2 separate regions of the Homo sapiens genome follow, and region 1 is linked to region 2. The links are chromatin loops, found by intact Hi-C in ENCODE. Cell type or tissue: heart right ventricle. All regions are shown on one strand. Links, peaks and the distances in the headings refer to the core of each region. The heading gives the core; the rest is flanking DNA. Region 1 overlaps SFI1 (SFI1 centrin binding protein). Region 2 holds the start of LOC124905158 (small nucleolar RNA U13).

Region 1 (8,333 bases), core at 63-8,062, 400 kb after region 2:
TAATGGTTGGAAACTTATGGTTCCTACGGTCAGATCCTGCTTTAGACACCACAGACATGCTCTGTTTGACCTACACAGTTTGATTTGTTAAAAGATATGTTATGGCCTGGTACGGTGGCTTACACCTGTAATCACAGCACTTTGGGAGGCCGAGGAGAGTGGATTACCTGAGGTCAGGAGTTAAAAGACTAGCCTGGCCAACACAGTGAAACCCTGTCTCTATTAAAAATACAAAAATAGCCAGGTGGTAGTGGCATGCTCCTGTAATCCCAGCTACTCGGGAGGCTGAGGCAGGAGAATAGCTTGAACCCAGGAAGCAGAGGTTGCAGTGAGCTGAGATCACGCCACTGCACTCTAGCCTGGGTGACAGAGTGAGACTCCATCTCGGGAAAAAAAAAAAAAAGGCCAGGCGTGGTGGCTCACGCCTGTAATCCTAGCACTTTGGGAGGCTGAGGCAGGTGGATTACTTGAGGTCAGGAGTTCAAAACCAGCTTGGCCATCATGGTGAAACCCCGTCTCTACTAAAAATACAAAAAATTAGCTGGACATGGTGGTGTGTGCCTGTAATCCCTGCTACTTGGGAGGCTGAGGCAGGAGAATCTCTTGAACCCAGGAGGCAGAGGTGGCTGTGAGCCAAGATCGTGCCACTATACTCCAGCCTGGGTGACAGAGTGAGACTCCACCTCAAAAAAAAAAAAAAAAAAAGAGTATTACCAACATTTGAAAATCAGGAGATTTCACAAAATAATCTGCAATCAAGTGGCTTTTAGATTTCTAGTCTTGTATGTATCCTTTTCTTTCCTAGAATCCTGGTCAGACTTTTGTTTCAGTCTTGTTTTTTTTTTCCTACTAATTTTCGAATTTGCTCTAGGAAAAGAGTCATGGGGAAATAAGAGTTTACAACCTGTGCTTTACAGAAACACTCACTTTTCCTGGTCACTCTAACCTACAAAGATTTCTCTTAGACCAGGCTCACTTGCAGCACTCACTGCAAAACCTCAAGCTATCTCACATTATCACTTATCTTCTTATGCATCCAGGGAATCACAAATTCCCTGAATACAGCCCCAGCATCAATACAGTACCAATAACATTTTACTTATTTATTACTTTATTTATATTTTTTAGGTATATAAACTACTTATTAACAGACAAGGCCTGCAGACTTATTTCTTCTTGGACCCGCCCATGGTACAGCCATGGTGGCCAGTGGTCTTGGTGTGCTGGCCTCGGACACGAAGGCCCCAGAAGTGGTGCGGTCCTCTATGGGCCTGAATCTTCTTCAGTCGCTCCACATCTGCACGGAGCTTCTTGTCCAGACCACTGGCTAGGACCTGGCTATATTTTCCATCCTTTACATCCTTCCGTCTGTTCAAGAACCAGTCTGGGATCTTGTACTGGCATGGATTCTGCATAATGGTCATCACACGTTCCATCTCATCCTCAGTGAGTTCTCCTGCCCACTTGGTGAGGTCAACGTCAGCTTTCCTCAACACTATGAGTGTACTGTCAACCCACATCCTTAATGGCAGTGATGGCAAAGCCTATTTTCTGCTGCCCGTTGATGTTGCTGTTGAGTATTCGCAAAATACGCTGGAACTTTTCAGGGATCACTAGAGACATAGCAGGAACACAACTGGCGGTGTGTAGGCCTCCCGCGGAAGCCATTTTTTTTATTTTTTCGAGACAGAGTCTCACTCTGTTGCCCAGGGTGCAGTGGAGTGGCACAATCTCGACTCACTGCAACGTCTGCCTTGTTTGTTCAAGCGGTTCTCATGCCTCAGCCTCCCGAGTAGCTGGGATTATAGGCGTGCACCATCAAACCAGGCTAACTTTTGTATTTTTTTAGTAGAGACAGTTTCACTATGTTGGCCAGGCTGGTCTTAAACTCCTGGCCTCAGGTAATTCACCAGCCTCAGCCTCCCAAAGTGCTGGGATTACAGGCATGAGTCCCTGTGCCTGGCCCAGTACCAAGAACATTTTAAACCCTCAATAAATAGGCTGGGCCCGGTGGCTCATGCCTATAATCTCAGCACTTTGGGAAGCCGAGGCGGGTGGATCATCTGAGGTCAGGAGTTCAAGACCAGCCTGGCCAATGTGGTGAAACCCCATCTCTACTAAAAATACAAAAAATTAGCTAGGTATGGTGTAATCCCAGTTACTTGGGAGGCTGAGGCAGGAGAATCACTTGAACCCAGGAAGCAGAGCTTGCAGTCAGCCAAGATTGTGCCATGGCACTCCAGCCTGGACGAAACAGTGAGACTCTGTCTCAAATAAATAAATAAATGTACGTTGAGTAAATGAATTAATTATATAAAAATATCACTCAGGCCAGGCGCGGTGGCTCATGCCTGGAATCCCAGCACTTGGAGAGGCTGAGGCCGGTGAATCATGAGGTCAGGAGTTCGAGACAAGGCTGGCCAACATGGTGAAACCCTGCCTCTAGTAAAAATACAAAAAATTAGCTGGGCATGGTGGCAGGCGCCTGTAATCCCAGCTACTCGAGAGGCCAAGGCAGAAGAATCGCTTGAACCTGGAAGGCTTGAACCCAGAAGGTTGCAGTGAGCCAAGATCACACCACTGCACTCCAGCCTGGGGAACAGTGTGAGACTCCATCTCATAAAAAAAAAAAAAAAATTCACTCAGACTCAAGTAAAACTGCATACTAATTAGGCATTTTGAAATACTTGCTAAATACATTTTAAGTAATGATTTTAATTATTTAAAAAAATTTTTTGTGTGTAGAGATAGGGTCTTGGCTTTGTTGCCCAGGCTGGTCTCAAACTCCCGGCCTCAAGCAAGCCTCCCATCTTAGCCTCCCAAAGTGTTGGGATTACAGGTTTGAACTACTGCACTCTGCCTATTTTATTTCTACTTAAATAACTTCTTTATGTCCACTGATTTTCTGGACACTGTTAAATACTTTACAGATATTACTTTATTTATTCCTGATGACAAACCTTTAAGTATGGTGTAACTATTTCACAGATGAGGAAAATAAGAGCTGAAGAGATGAAATGACCCAATAATACAGGTTGGAAGAGGGATTCAAACCCAAGTAAGTGCAGCTGCAAAGCCTCTCCTATTATCCATACTTTGTTCAATACCCAACTTTCAGGCAGGAAGTGAATTATTAATATATTACCATTCAGGACACCAGTGGACAACTACAGACAACATAGAGTGAAATCTGTCCCATGATAATGCAGCTCATTGTTACATATCTGGCTATAAAAGTGGACTAATTCATGTTCTTCCAGTATGTCTACAATGCTGATGGGCTGCAATGCAGAAGACCAGTTAAGAGCATGGGTGGGTGAGCCCTAGTTTTGCCAATTACAACCTGTATGTGCTAGGCAAGTTACTCAACCTCTCTGAGCCTTATTGTACATCTTAATCTGTACAATAATGGTACTTACAGTTTACGGTAAGGGTTAAATAAGATACTTTACATTACAAAATTAACACATGCACACACAAACTTAACACAGGGTTTAGAACACAGTAAGCACTCAATTCATGTTAATTATGATTATGTGAAAATCGATCTTATAAACAAGTTATCAGTAAATCTTTATTAGGCATCAACTATGTTCAAAATATTGTTTCAAGGTGGGAAGGGGGCATGGTGGCTCATGCCTATAATCCCAGCACTTTGGGAGGCTGAGGTGGGCAGATCGCTTGAGCCCACGAACTCAAGACCAGCCTGGGAAACATGATAAAACCTCGCCTCTACAAAAAAATGAAAAAAAAAAAAACATTAGCTGGGCATAGTGGCGCATGCCTGTAGTCCTAGCTACTTGGGAGGCTGAGGTGGAAGGACTGCTTGAACCTGGGAGGTGGAAGTTGCAGTAAGCTGAGATTGGGCCACTACACTCCAACCTGGGTGACAGAGTAAGACCCTATCTCGAAAAAAACAAAACACAAAAATAAAACCAAATACAAACCATTGTTTTAAGGTGAGGTTTTATGCTGTTTTCCAGCACCATAAAGCTGATGAGGTAAAATGATGGCTGGTACTTTGTAGGGCAGTTGAGCAGACTCACCGTAAGATAATCCGTTGCCTAAACTCCAGAGCTGTAGTCTGCATCTGAAGTTTGGTCCTACGAACAACCACGTAGATCAACCAGGACTTCCAGGCCTGTCGCATCTTTTGCTTTGCATCTAGATTCACCAAAGAGATTTTTCAAAAGGCATGGGGAGAGATGGATTACTCTGGGTTATGATAAAAGCTCAAGGGCTCTCCTTTGAATACCTAAATCCCTCCAGCCTACAAGTGACCCCTGCTGGAAAAGTTGTGAAGCACTAGAAAATTAATTAGAGTGCAAGAACACATGAAGGCTCTGTGCAAGTAACGACATTTACAAAGCATTTAAAGGAAAACCCATGTACTGAACTGCTCAAAAACCCTTTGCTTTAAAAGCGCTTATTTCTATAGATATACTCTGCAATTTTTAGACGAAATGATATGAATAAACAGGCAGCAAAGAAGTGGAGAGATGGATCTAACAAAAATGGCATGAGTGATAATCAAAGCTGGGTAATGGATACATGGAGGTTCATTATTCTATTAAATATCTTTCAGTCTGGGCACAGTGGCTCACGCCTGTAATCCCAGCACTTTGGAAGGCCGAGATGGGCAGATCACCTGAGGTCAGGAGTTCGAGACCAACCTGACCAACGTGGTGAAACCCCATCTCTACTAAAAGTACAAAAATTAGCCAGGTGTGGTGGCGTGCGCCTGTAGTCCCAGCTACTCAGGAGGCTGAGGCAGGAGAATTGCTAAACCTGGGAGGGAGAGGTTGCAGTGAGCTGAGATCACGCCATTGCACTCTAGCCTGGGCGACAGAGCAAGACTCCGTCTCAAAAAAAAAAAAAAGAAAAGAAAAAAAAATTTCAATTGTATAGATATTTAAAGTTTTCCATAATACAAAGCTAAAGAAGAAGAAATCATGATATAAAACTTGCTGTTTGACTCCAAGCTCACTCTTTTTAGTAAAGAAAAGATAATTTACTAGATATGGAAGATGCAATGGCCCACAGGTCTCCCTTTGTGGTAAATTGTATTTTCATTATGAAAGTCACCACTAATAAGTAAATTACCACTTATAAGCAAATTTCTCTTCTTTTTAGAAGACAAAGGAGAAAATAAAATTATATAAATCATTTTTAGGACAGCCTCCAAGATGTAGTCGACAGGACTATAACTATATATTTCACAGTTGTTGACAAGACAAATCAACATACGAAGGAGAATTTAACATGTATCTTCCTTGGTTTCACTGTGGACCTCAGGAATCAGCATACTTCAGGTAATCAGGACTAGTATAGTGCTGTGGTTTAGAGTTTGGGATCCTGAGTAAGACAAGCCAGACTTACTGGCCCTTTCATTTATTACACACCTAATCTCATACAAGTTCCTCATCTGTAAAATGGTGCCTCTCTCAGAGTTATGTTTGGAAAGTGTAAATGAGATGATTTAACTATGAAAAATATCTAAAATAAACACTAACTGCTCTTTCCAGAGTATGGAACACAGGAATCTCATTAACTGTCTCTGCCATGATTCTGATGCACGTGACAACTGAGAACCATGCTTCCTTAAGGCCTAAAAGTACTTGCAAACTTTTCATTTAACAGTCCAAGAGTGAATGGACACTCCCTGAGGTCTAGGGGAATGGCCTGAAATAACTTGTCTTATGTCAGAAATAACTCTTGCCTCTTGAGTAGCTGGGACTGCAGGCATGCACCACCACACCTGGCTAATTTTTGTATTTTTTTGTAGAGATGAGGTTTTGCCATGTTGCTTGGGCTGGTCTCGAACTCCTGGGCCCAAGCAATCTTCCCACCTCAGCCTCCCAAAGTGCTGGGATTATAGGCGTGAGCCACCGCCTATAAAAAAGTCATCCAAGTGACTTTTTCCTTCTATTCCATAATATCTAGCTAGATTCACTGTAACTATAAATAAGACAGCAGAATGTACATTCTTCAAGTAAATATAGAACATTTACAAGATAGAGCATATTTGGGGCCACAGAACAAACCTTAACAAAAATAAAGGAACTGAAATCATACTAAGTCTTGTTCTCTGACAATAATAGAATAAACTAGAAATCCTTAACAGAAAGATATTGGGAAACTCCCAAATATTAGAAAACTAAACACACTTCTAAATAATCTGTGGGGCAAAGATGAGGTCTCAGGGAAAATCAGAAAACAAGTTTTTACTGAATGAAAACAGAAATATAACTTATTAAAATTCGTGTAATATAGTTAGTGTTTAAGAGAACTTTATAGCAGTAAATGTCTCTACTAAAAATACAAAAAAAAAATTAGCCGGGCGTGGTGGCAGGTACCTTTACTCCCAGCTACTCAGTAGTCTGAGGCAAGATAATTGCTTGAACCCAGGAGGCAGAGGCTGCAGTGAGCCGAGATCACGCCACTCTGCACTCCATCCTGGGTGACAAAGTGAGGCTCCATCTGAAAAAAAAAAAAAAAGGCTGGGCGCAGTGGCTCAAGCCTGTAATCCCAGCACTTTGGGAGGCCGAGGTGGGCGGATCACGAGGTCAGGAGATCAAGACCATCCTGGCTAACACTGTGAAATCCCGTCTCTATTAAAAATACAAAAAATTAGCCGGGCGGGGTGGTGGGCACCTGTAGTCCCAGCTAATTGGGAGGCTGAGGTAGGAGAATGGCGTGAATCCGGGAGGTGGAGCTTGCGGTGAGCCGAGATCGTGCCACTGCACTCCAGCCTGGGCAATAGAGCGAGACTCCATCTCAAAATTTAAAAAAAAGAAAAAAGAAAAAGAAATAATAAATTAACTTAGCAAGGATGCAGGATATACAAGATCCATATGTAAAACTACAGAATGTTTAGGAGAAAACATAAGAGGAAATCTTTGTGACCCTGGGTTAAGGCAAAGTTCTTAGAGATGACATCTAAGATAGGATATGAAAAAATATAATCCAGCTGGGCACAGTGGCTCATGACTGTAATCCCAGGGCTTTGGGAAGCCGAAGTGGGAGAACTGCTTGAGGCCAGGAGTTTCAGACCAGCCTGGGCAACAAAGCAAGACCCCCATCTCTGTAAAATATAAAAAACTTAGCCAGGTATGGTGGGGCATTGTCTGTAGTCCCAGCTACTTGGGAGGCTGAGGTCAGAGCCTAGGAGTTCCAGGCTGCAATGGGTTATCCTCACACCACTGCACTCCAACCTGGGCAACAGTGGGACTCTCGCAAAAAAAAAAAAAAAAAAAAAAAAAAAAAACATAATCCATTAAAAAAAAATAGAATGGACTTCATCAAAATTAAAAACTTTTCCTCTGCAAAAGATACTGTTAAGAGAATGAAAAGACAAGTCACAGACTAGGAGAAAACATAGCAAATCATGCTTTGACAAAATGCTTATAACAGAATACATATTTTAAAAAACCAGCTGGGCTTGGTGGCTCACCCCTGTGGTCCCAGCACTTTGGGAGGCCGAGGCAGGTGGATCCCCTGAGGTCAGGAGTTCCAGATCACCCTGGCTAACATGGTGAAACCCTGTCTCTACTGAAAAAAAAAAAAAAAAAAAAAATACAAAAATTAGCTGGGCATGGTAGCGCACCATGTAGTCCCAGCTACTCGGGAGGCTAAGGTGGGAGAATCACTTAAACCCGGGAGGTCGAGGTTGCAGTGAGCCGAGATTGCGCCACTGCACTCCAGCCTGGGCAAGAGTGAGATTCCGTGTCAAAAAAAACCAAACCAACCAAACAAACAAAAAACTTTCAAATCTCAAAAAGAACACAAACAACCCAATTTAAAAGGACAAAAGATCATGAACAGATACTTCACCAAACAGATATAAATAGCAAATAAGCACAGGAAAAGATACTCAACATCACTAATTATCAGAGAAATGCAAACTAAAACCACAATGAGATATCATCTTACACTAGTCAGAACGACTGTTATTAAAAAGTTAGGCTGGGTGCAGTGGCTTATGCTTGTAATCCTAGCACTTTTGGAGGCTGAGGAAGGAGAATCACTGGAGCCCAGGGGTCCAAGACCAGCTTGGGCAACATAGCCAGACCCTGTCTCCATAACATATAAAAAGTTAGCCAGGTGTGGTAGCACATGCCTACGGTCCCAGCTACTCAGGAGTCTGAGGTGGGAGGATTACTTGGCCCAGGAAGTCAAGGCTGCAGTGAGCTATGACCAAGCCACTGCACTCCAGCCTGGGTGACACAGCAAGACATCCCCTGTCTTTAAAAAAAAAAAGTTTAATAACAGATGTTGGCATGCACGTGGAGAAAGGGAACACTTAACACACTGGTGGTGGGAATATAAATTAG
Region 2 (8,296 bases), core at 1-8,000:
TAAAATCTATGAATCCTATGTGTGTGCTGCAAAATATGTAATGTAATGAGAGGGGAGGAAAACTTGGATAATGTACTACAAATGCTTCCATGTTTGAGAGATTCAAACCACAATTTGTGACTGGTTAAACAGTTCCTCGAGGGGGGAAAAATCAAGACCAAACAGAGATAATATCCCCAAAGCAGCATTTATTTACCCATTGAATTCCAAAACATTTATTTTAGAAGTCTGGCATTTCATAATCACCCATCTTGATTGACATGGGCTGACACACATGGCGCTGTCAGGATACACAAGGACAATAGCCAAAGAGTTACAAAAAATAAATCCATGATTCTTAAACAATTGCAACCAAAAAAAAAAAAAAGTTACAAGTATCAAAACTTTCAGATGCATTGCATTGAAAAGAAGGTTTGTGCACGTCATAATTTAAAGAGGCAAAACCAAGGAGCTACTGAAACCTCACGTTAAACAGTTTATTATAAAGCTGATGGAAAGGAGCAAGTTGTCTCTCTGTATCAGCTTCCCTTAACAGTTTTCCATTAATTGAAGAAAGAGGTGGGAGGGGTGAATTCATTTTTGCATGCACAAGATGTACTGCTTAACGAAACACTATCAGCTTGTTTTAAATGGATCTTTTAAATATCAACTGTAGCCTGGTTGGCTAATTCTTTCTAATCTTCCCCATTACTTTCGCCTAGATTTCCCATAGATCAACAGGCATAGTAAAATGCCTCATCAGAACACACTTCTCCACACAATTCAAAAAGGGAGCTCCTGTGGGCTCAAAGCAACCATCAGTCCAGCAATGCCCATGATTTATCTGAAACTGCTTCCCAAGAGACAGGAGTGCAGATCTGAGTAGCTGTGCTGCCAATACAGATAGGTTTAGCACTAGATATTTAGTGATTGTGGCAAGGAAGAATCGGTGATGATGGGGGTGGTGGGTGAAGGAAGGGCCAGGGGACCTGAAGGATCTTCAGTTGCCTTCTCCTGCTTCTTCATCCTGCTGGTCGCTCGTCCAGAGGGTGAGGTTGTCTCGCAGCAACTGCATGATCAGCGTGGAGTCCTTATAGGAATCCTCGTTTAGTGTGTCCAGCTCAGCTATGGCATCATCGAAGGCTTGTTTGGCTAAGAGGCAGGCTTGCTCAGGTGCATTCTGGATCTCATAGTAGAACACGGAGAAGTTGAGGGCCAGGCCCAGCCGGATGGGATGCGTGGGTTGCATCTGCTCTTTGCTGATTTCAAAGGCTTCCTTGTAGGCAGCTTCAGAAGCTTCGACCACACTGTTTTTCTTCTCCCCAGAAGCGACCTCTGCTAAGTAGCGGTAGTAATCACCCTTCATTTTCAGGTAAAACACCTTGCTCTCATACTGGAAATCATTGCAGTTCTTGATCAGGAACTTGTCAAGCAGAGACAGGACATCATTGCAAACTGTCTCCAGCTCCTTCTCAATCTTCTCCCGGTAAGCTTTAACTTTCTCCAATTTCTTTTCGTTTCCATCAGCCATGGTTTTCTGCTCAATGCTGCTAATGACCCTCCAGGAAGATCGCCTGGCACCAACCACATTCTTGTAGGCCACAGAGAGGAGATTTCGATCTTCATTGGAGAGAGGTTCATTCAGCTCTGTCACCTGCAAAACCCCAAAAAGATAAACATTGAAAGCAAAATCTGAAAATCTTGGTAAGAAGCCTTCCCTTCAACATAATCAACAATCCTTCTCAAGAACGGAATTACGAACAGGTCAGTCACTCTGGAGAATAAAAACCACCCATGGATAAAACCAATATAGACATGAACCCTATGTGAAGAAAGACTATAGTCTAACAGAAGAGATAAATACTTGGCACCCAAAACAGAAAATCATAGGGGCTTGAGAAATTCATAATTCGGGTCTGATAAGATGTTGCTTTCACCTTGGTAGAGGAATGGGACTAAGGATAATTATGAAAAGGTTGTACAGCAGCAGTACATAATGGTGAAGAAGAAAACCTCGAGCTTCAGCCATTCTGCAAAAGATACTCTGAACAGGCCGGGCGCGATGGCTTATGCCTGTAATCCCAGCACTTCAGGAGGCCAAGGGCGGGCAGATCATGAGGTCAAGAGATCGAGACCATTCTGGCCAACATGGTGAAACCCCATCTCTACTAAAAATACAAAAATTAGCTGGGCGTGGTGGCACGCGCTTGTAGTCCCAGCTACTTGGGAGGCTGAGGCAAGAGAAACTCTTGAACCCGGAGGTTGCAGTGAGCCCAGATCGTGCCACTGCACTCCAGCCTAGCTAGCGACAGAGCAAGCCTCCGTCTCAAAAGAAAAAAAAAAAAAAAAAAAAGATACTCTGAACAGTAAGATCGTACGGTCCCTTTGTCAAATGTTCAAAGACAACAGACTGGAAGTGTTCCAGACTCTGCTTCCAGCTTTATACTCTGGAAAGAACCAACCACTCCTCAAATACACATTAACAGATGGTGGGGCTTCACAGATCAGATGGAACATCACACAGATCCAGTGGCCAGAGCTTCGCCCTGTGTGGCTACACATGGAACCCTAACTGATACTCCCAGCCCTCTCCCAAACCAAAATGAAGAACAATTCATAAGTGACATGAAAGTACCCCCAGCTCCTAGTGAAAGGAAGCACAGCTACTCAGCAGGAAGTTGTACTCTGACCTACCTCACAGGAAACTCTGGTCATCAAGGATGGAAGCATCAATTATTTTAAGTGGAAGAGTTAAATTTCACAAGCTTTAACTTCCCTTAGTTCTCCATGATGCCAACTACAAGTGAACTAGCTATGCAGTTAGTAGGAAGAGCATTATTAGACTTTGCAGTGGTTGAACTGTATCCCCCGCCAAAAGATACGCTGAAGTTCTGACCCTAGGTTCCTGTGAATGTGAGCTTATTTGGAAATAGGGTCTTTGCAGATGTAATTAGTTAAGATGAAGTCATACTGGACATTAGGGTGTGCCCTAAGTGCAATTACAGGTGTCCTTATAAGGATAGTGAGATTTTGACACACACACAGGAAGAATGCCATGTGACAGTGGAGGCAAAGACTGGAGTGACGCATCTACAAGCCAAGGAACACCAAGGGTTGCCAGAAGCCACCAGAAGCTGGGAGAGTGCCTAGGAAGGATTCTTCCCTAGAGCCTTCAGAGGGAGCGTGGCCTGCCTACACCTCACTTTCAAACTTCTAGCGTCCAGAACTATGAGAGAATACATTTATTATTTTAAACTATCCAGTTTGTCGTACTAGGTTCAGCACCCCCTAGGAAACTAACAGAGTTTCCTAACAAGAGTTCCTAACAGAGTTGCTAACAGAGTTGGTCTGGGCCCAAGCAAAGAAAATGACTTCCTAAATTGACCCAGGACATTTCACAAGCCCTTAAAAGATGGTGTGTCGTCTAAAGTAGAGGGATTCCTTAATATGACCTACTGGTAAAGGTCTTTAATTTTATTAAATCAGTCTCTGCTTATCCAAAAGGTCTTTAATTTCAATAATGAAAAAAAAGAAAGCAAAGCACTTAGGAAACCATAAAACACTAAACAAAAAAGGTATTACTTAAACCAATCTGTAAGGACAGAACCTCCAGAGGGAAAAGGCCAAGTTCATTGGGGAAAGTTATCAATAGCATATTCAAATAGACACACTTAAAATGGATTGAGAAGACTGAGCAGTGGAGTATCAGAAATCATGAACAATGATGGTTTATTTGGGGAATTAGTGGTTCAAGGACATAAGCAGCAAGTGTAATCATTATTACAGGTAAAAATCAGAAAACGTGCCAAGTTCTCACAAAGTAAAACAAGCAATTGTCTGAGTCCTCCCTACCCCCAAGCCCCAGACAAAATAAAAATACCAGCTCACTCTTAATTTCTCCATTTCCCTGTCCCCAGGACCCCTACTCTTCTGCTACAAACCCTTAACACAGGCAAAGTCTCTCCTTTGCCTACCCACTTCTTTCTTCAGTGTGGTCTTTGGCTAACAGCTATCCTGACCATTCCCCAGGGGTGCTGCCTCCACTCTGGTCAAGCCAGGGTTCTCATTATTCATCCTCACATATTCATTAGTAGTCTCCATACCTCTCACTGTGATCTGCCCCAGTCTACCATGAATCTACAATCCATGCTCCCCTTAAATCCAGCTGAACACCTATAACCCCACTAGTTTCCTCCTCCAGTAAGTGCCTTTAAACACTTACATACATTTTCTTACGGAAAATAGAGACTTTGTAAATATTTAATAACTTAGTCTTTTTTTGCCCACATCAGAGGGTCACATGTCTATGTTGTAACAAGGTTTGAGGGTGGCACATCTCACACCTGCATGTCAAAACCCAATCATCACACTTATGAACTACAAAAAGATGAGTAACTACTTAGTCTTTTAACGAACAACACTTCTGAATCAAAATTCCATCCCAAATATTCTGATAAATTTCAGAATGCTTGAATCCTCTAGAATGACTTGCGTTTCTAGAGCAATATTCAATAAAACAAAGCATAAGGCAACAACAGAATTTGGAGAGCTCCTTTCATCTTGTAGTAATTAAACTAAGGCCATTTGGCATTAAAATACAAATAATATCCATAAGGAGTCACAATATACTTCCTCCTGTGACTAACAAAGCTGCTTCTGTGAAACTGGCAAAGATACACCAAGGTAACTTCCCAGAGTATATCATTTAAAGTGAGTACAAATCTGAAATACATGTATGTATAATACAGAATGCTTGCATAACACAAAAGGCGGTATAATTATTAAACCCAAGACATCTGAAGTTTAGTCTGAGCTAGCTATGTGACCTTAAACAAATCACAACCTTTTTGGACATCCAAAGTAAAATAAGCAGGATTAGCCCAAATGATCTCCAAGGCCTCCTTCAGCTCCAATGTTCCATGATTTCGTTTTTCCTGTGCACCAATAAAAGGTGTGGCAGGGCTTCCTACTAACGTGAAGTTTGGGTGTATCTGTAAGCATATTCTTTCTCCATCAGGAATAAGCTGCCAAAAAAGGCTACTGGGCAGTATTTATGATGACACCTTCACAAGAAAAATCATTTACTGGGAGTATTAGTGTTTATGTAAAAATCATCTGGTTGCCTGCCAGTCTGAATGAATCACTATCAGCATTAGCTGAGGGTGACTAACATATCTCAGCAAGCAAATATTGTTCCTAATACCCCAGCCAGAGCCTAACTAGGAAATAACTGGATACATTTAAATACAGTATTTTTTAATACTCCTGGGTTATAATTCAGTTAACAAAAGGAAACATGAAATGAAGATGGCTTACTACTTGACCAGATAACTAAAGAAAACTGAGTTTTTCCCAGACTGGAAAATTATAGACCCATGTAAAATCAGACAGTCCATTAAAACAAAAAGATGGATAGCCAATCTTGATGGATGATACTTAGCACCAGTTCCCAACACTTCAAATACCAAAATACAGGAGCCAGGAGAACTAATGAAAAGTTCAGTCATAAACTGTACTGAGAGGCAAACACCGGGTGGCAACACAGAGTAATGGATGCTCTCCAGGCCCCGACCATGCTACCTAAGATCATCTGCAAAATCTAATGAAATCACATTTGCTGCATCTCCACAAATCAGGAACATGAAGCAACAACAAGACAGAATTTTACAGACAGGCCTAGACAATAGTTTTCAGCCTCTTTCCGCTCTAACACCAAGATTACAACAGTCATTTCTGCCACACGGCACCTTCCCTCAGTGTAGCCACACTAGGCACTGAGTCTTCACCGGGCCACAAACCAGGGGTTTCGCCACCCCTGCTCACAGCCTCTCTGCTTTCTAGGTGTCCTGCCTGCCTTCCCACCCTCTGTAATCCTACTTACACCCTTCCTGAAGGACAACCTTAAACTGATGGGCTCTTCCCATGCACAAAGGCCCTCCTCTCCATTTCTTTTAAGGATTGGACTTCCCTGTCAGCCAGTTTTACTCACGTCCTGACCAAACAGCCTTTGGCTACACCTAGTCCCCACCCCAGGGCACTCACTTCACACATTTTCTCTGCTCCAGGACTACCCCCAACATTACTAAATGTCAAAAATGACCTGGCCTGCTGATCATTCACTTATCTTCCTATGACACTATTCATTTACCCAAAAACCCCTAAGGGCCTCCACCCACTACTCACAAGGCAAAAAACTATGTGTGTGAGTAAAAATAGATCCACTGCCAAAAACAGTACAGGGACTATTTAGGAAAATTTAAAGTTCTCAATCTGGGAAACATCCAACATCAAAAGTAACACTGAGCAAACAAAAATGCCACCCCCGAGCTGCCAGGCCATAGCTGCCTAAGTTAGGGGTAATGCTACCTCACTCGAATATGCTGCCATCCTTCACAGCTCCACACATGCTATGGGCTCATCCTTTATAGCTACCCACACCTACATGCTATCAACCAGCTTGCTTTTGATATGAGTAAATGATTCTCATGATTAAGTAAACATAACCACATCATAAAACCTTTAAGCTTCTTTGGCAGAAGTGTGTGTGTACGTGTATGTGTGTGTGTCTGTGTGAGAAAAGTCAGTTTGAGGGTTTGAGGGGCCAGGTGTGATGGCTCACACCTGTAATCCCAGCACTTTGGGAGGCCAAGGCAGGCGGATCACTTGAGGCCAGGGAGTACGACACCAACCCAGTCAATATAGAGAAACCCCATCTCTACTAAAAATACAAAAATTAGCTGGGCATGGTGGCGTGCACCTGTAATCCCAGCTACTTGGGTGGGACATGACAATCGCTCGAACCCAGGAGGTGGAAGTTGCAGTGAGCCAGGACTGTGCCACTGCACTCCAGCTTGGGCGACAGAGCAAGACTCTGTCTCAAAAAAACAAAAAATGAGCTAGAGGGATGAAAGCTTGCTGAGCTCTTTCCCAAGTTAATGCTTAGGAAGTGAGGATCTTGCCTGGCCTGCCCCAAGCTGGAAAGATATCCACCAACAGACCAAGTCCTACAGGCCACTGGGCAAGAACATCACCAGCCAGGGTCAGGCTGAGCCCCTTATCCTCACCAGGATGAGGCTGCAATTCTGTAAGACCACAAATAGGCTAAACTTCAAGCTCAGAGCAGGCAAGTTCGGGTAAGTAACATCCACTCTAAGCTAAATTTTAGTCAAATAAAACAGCTACCCTTGTATAGCCAAGAGACTGTTTTTGCCTTGCTTTTGACATAACTGAACATTTTCATGGGGATTGGCAAGGATTAAATACAACACCATCTGAATGGCATTACTGCATGCTACTGTCCCTAGAGGCATCCGAATTGAAGGCTTCAGAAGCTGTGCCAGGTTCGGATCATTGGAAGTGCTAACACTCACCACCGCAGAAGGGAATGCCACTGCAGCCAGGAGTAGGGGCGGGAGGAGCACCAAAATGCTGGGACAGAAGACAAGCTGCCTCCACTTGGACACTAGGAGGAATTTTACCAGCAACCTAGAGACAGAAATTTTGGGGCCTGCATAAAAATATACTAAAGGGTGCAGGGAGAAAAATACATTAAAGGCAATATGGAGAAACAACTGGTGCCAAGAATATGAAATAATTTCTTAAAATACCCCAAATAAAATGTAACATAGTCCTGCACTTCTTAACTCAGGAGAAACTCAAATTCAATACTTTGTTAAGCAAAAAAAAAAAAAAAAAAAAAAAAAAAAAAAAAAAAAAGGCCTCCAAGCCTTCAGAACAAGCAAAATCCAGATATGTGAGTTTCCCTCTTATGTTTCTCTGTTGTAGCTAAAACCCATAAATGGCAGATTGTTCTTAATCGTATTTGGAAAAAAAAAATGACTTGCACCCAACAGATAAAATTATTTGTTTAGTAAGCCCACTTATGAAGAGTTCTTGGATTTCAGTCACCAGTGCTGACAATGGTTAATATACCAGAATGTATACTAGACATATTATCCCTTTGCCTCATGGGGCATTGTTACATAGTGGTTAAAATGAGAGCTCTAAATTTGAGTTTGAATCTTGAATTCACAACTTACTAGCTGTTTGACCATGAGAAAATCAACCTCTGAAAGTCTCATTTGTAAAGGGGAGTAACAGTACCTATCCTGAATTGTTAAACAAGAATGTACACATGGAAGGTGGCGGGCACCTGTAGTCCCAGCTACTTGGGAGGCTGACACAGGAGAATGGCGTGAACCCAGGAGGCGGAGCTTGCAGTGAACCAAGATCCTGCCACTGCACTCCAGCCTGGGTGACAGAGCATGACTCCCCCCCCCACCAAAAAAAAAAGTACACATGGACTAACAGCTACCGT

What was found. A loop is a pair of places that touch in the nucleus more often than their neighbours do. Peaks named below come from ENCODE experiments on the same cell type or tissue, not always from the same donor. Only the 100,000 strongest peaks of a DNase experiment are listed, where the experiment ranks them.
Region 1: it touches region 2 in a loop (4-fold over the local background); 6 of 110 quality-filtered maps call a loop at or near these places.

Annotation. Positions count from the first base shown.
Region 1 is chr22:31,552,773-31,561,105 of GRCh38, reverse strand. SFI1 (SFI1 centrin binding protein) reads right to left here. Exons shown (of 33, transcript NM_001007467.3): 7 at 4,047-4,164. It also overlaps the pseudogene RPS18P14. Among named protein-coding and RNA genes, the nearest start is that of SFI1, 60 kb to the right of the region's middle. In heart right ventricle, for the core only: a CTCF peak has its summit at 4,289 (motif pointing left); no DNase peak of the experiment used is centred there.
Region 2 is chr22:31,949,476-31,957,771 of GRCh38, reverse strand. It overlaps YWHAH (tyrosine 3-monooxygenase/tryptophan 5-monooxygenase activation protein eta), which reads right to left. Exons shown (of 2, transcript NM_003405.4): 2 at 169-1,633. The coding sequence ends at 980. It overlaps LOC124905158 (small nucleolar RNA U13), which reads right to left and starts at 4,368; the gene lies at 4,266-4,368. In heart right ventricle, for the core only: no CTCF peak of the experiment used is centred there; a DNase peak (open chromatin) is centred at 3,094; H3K27ac peaks cover 6,233 bases.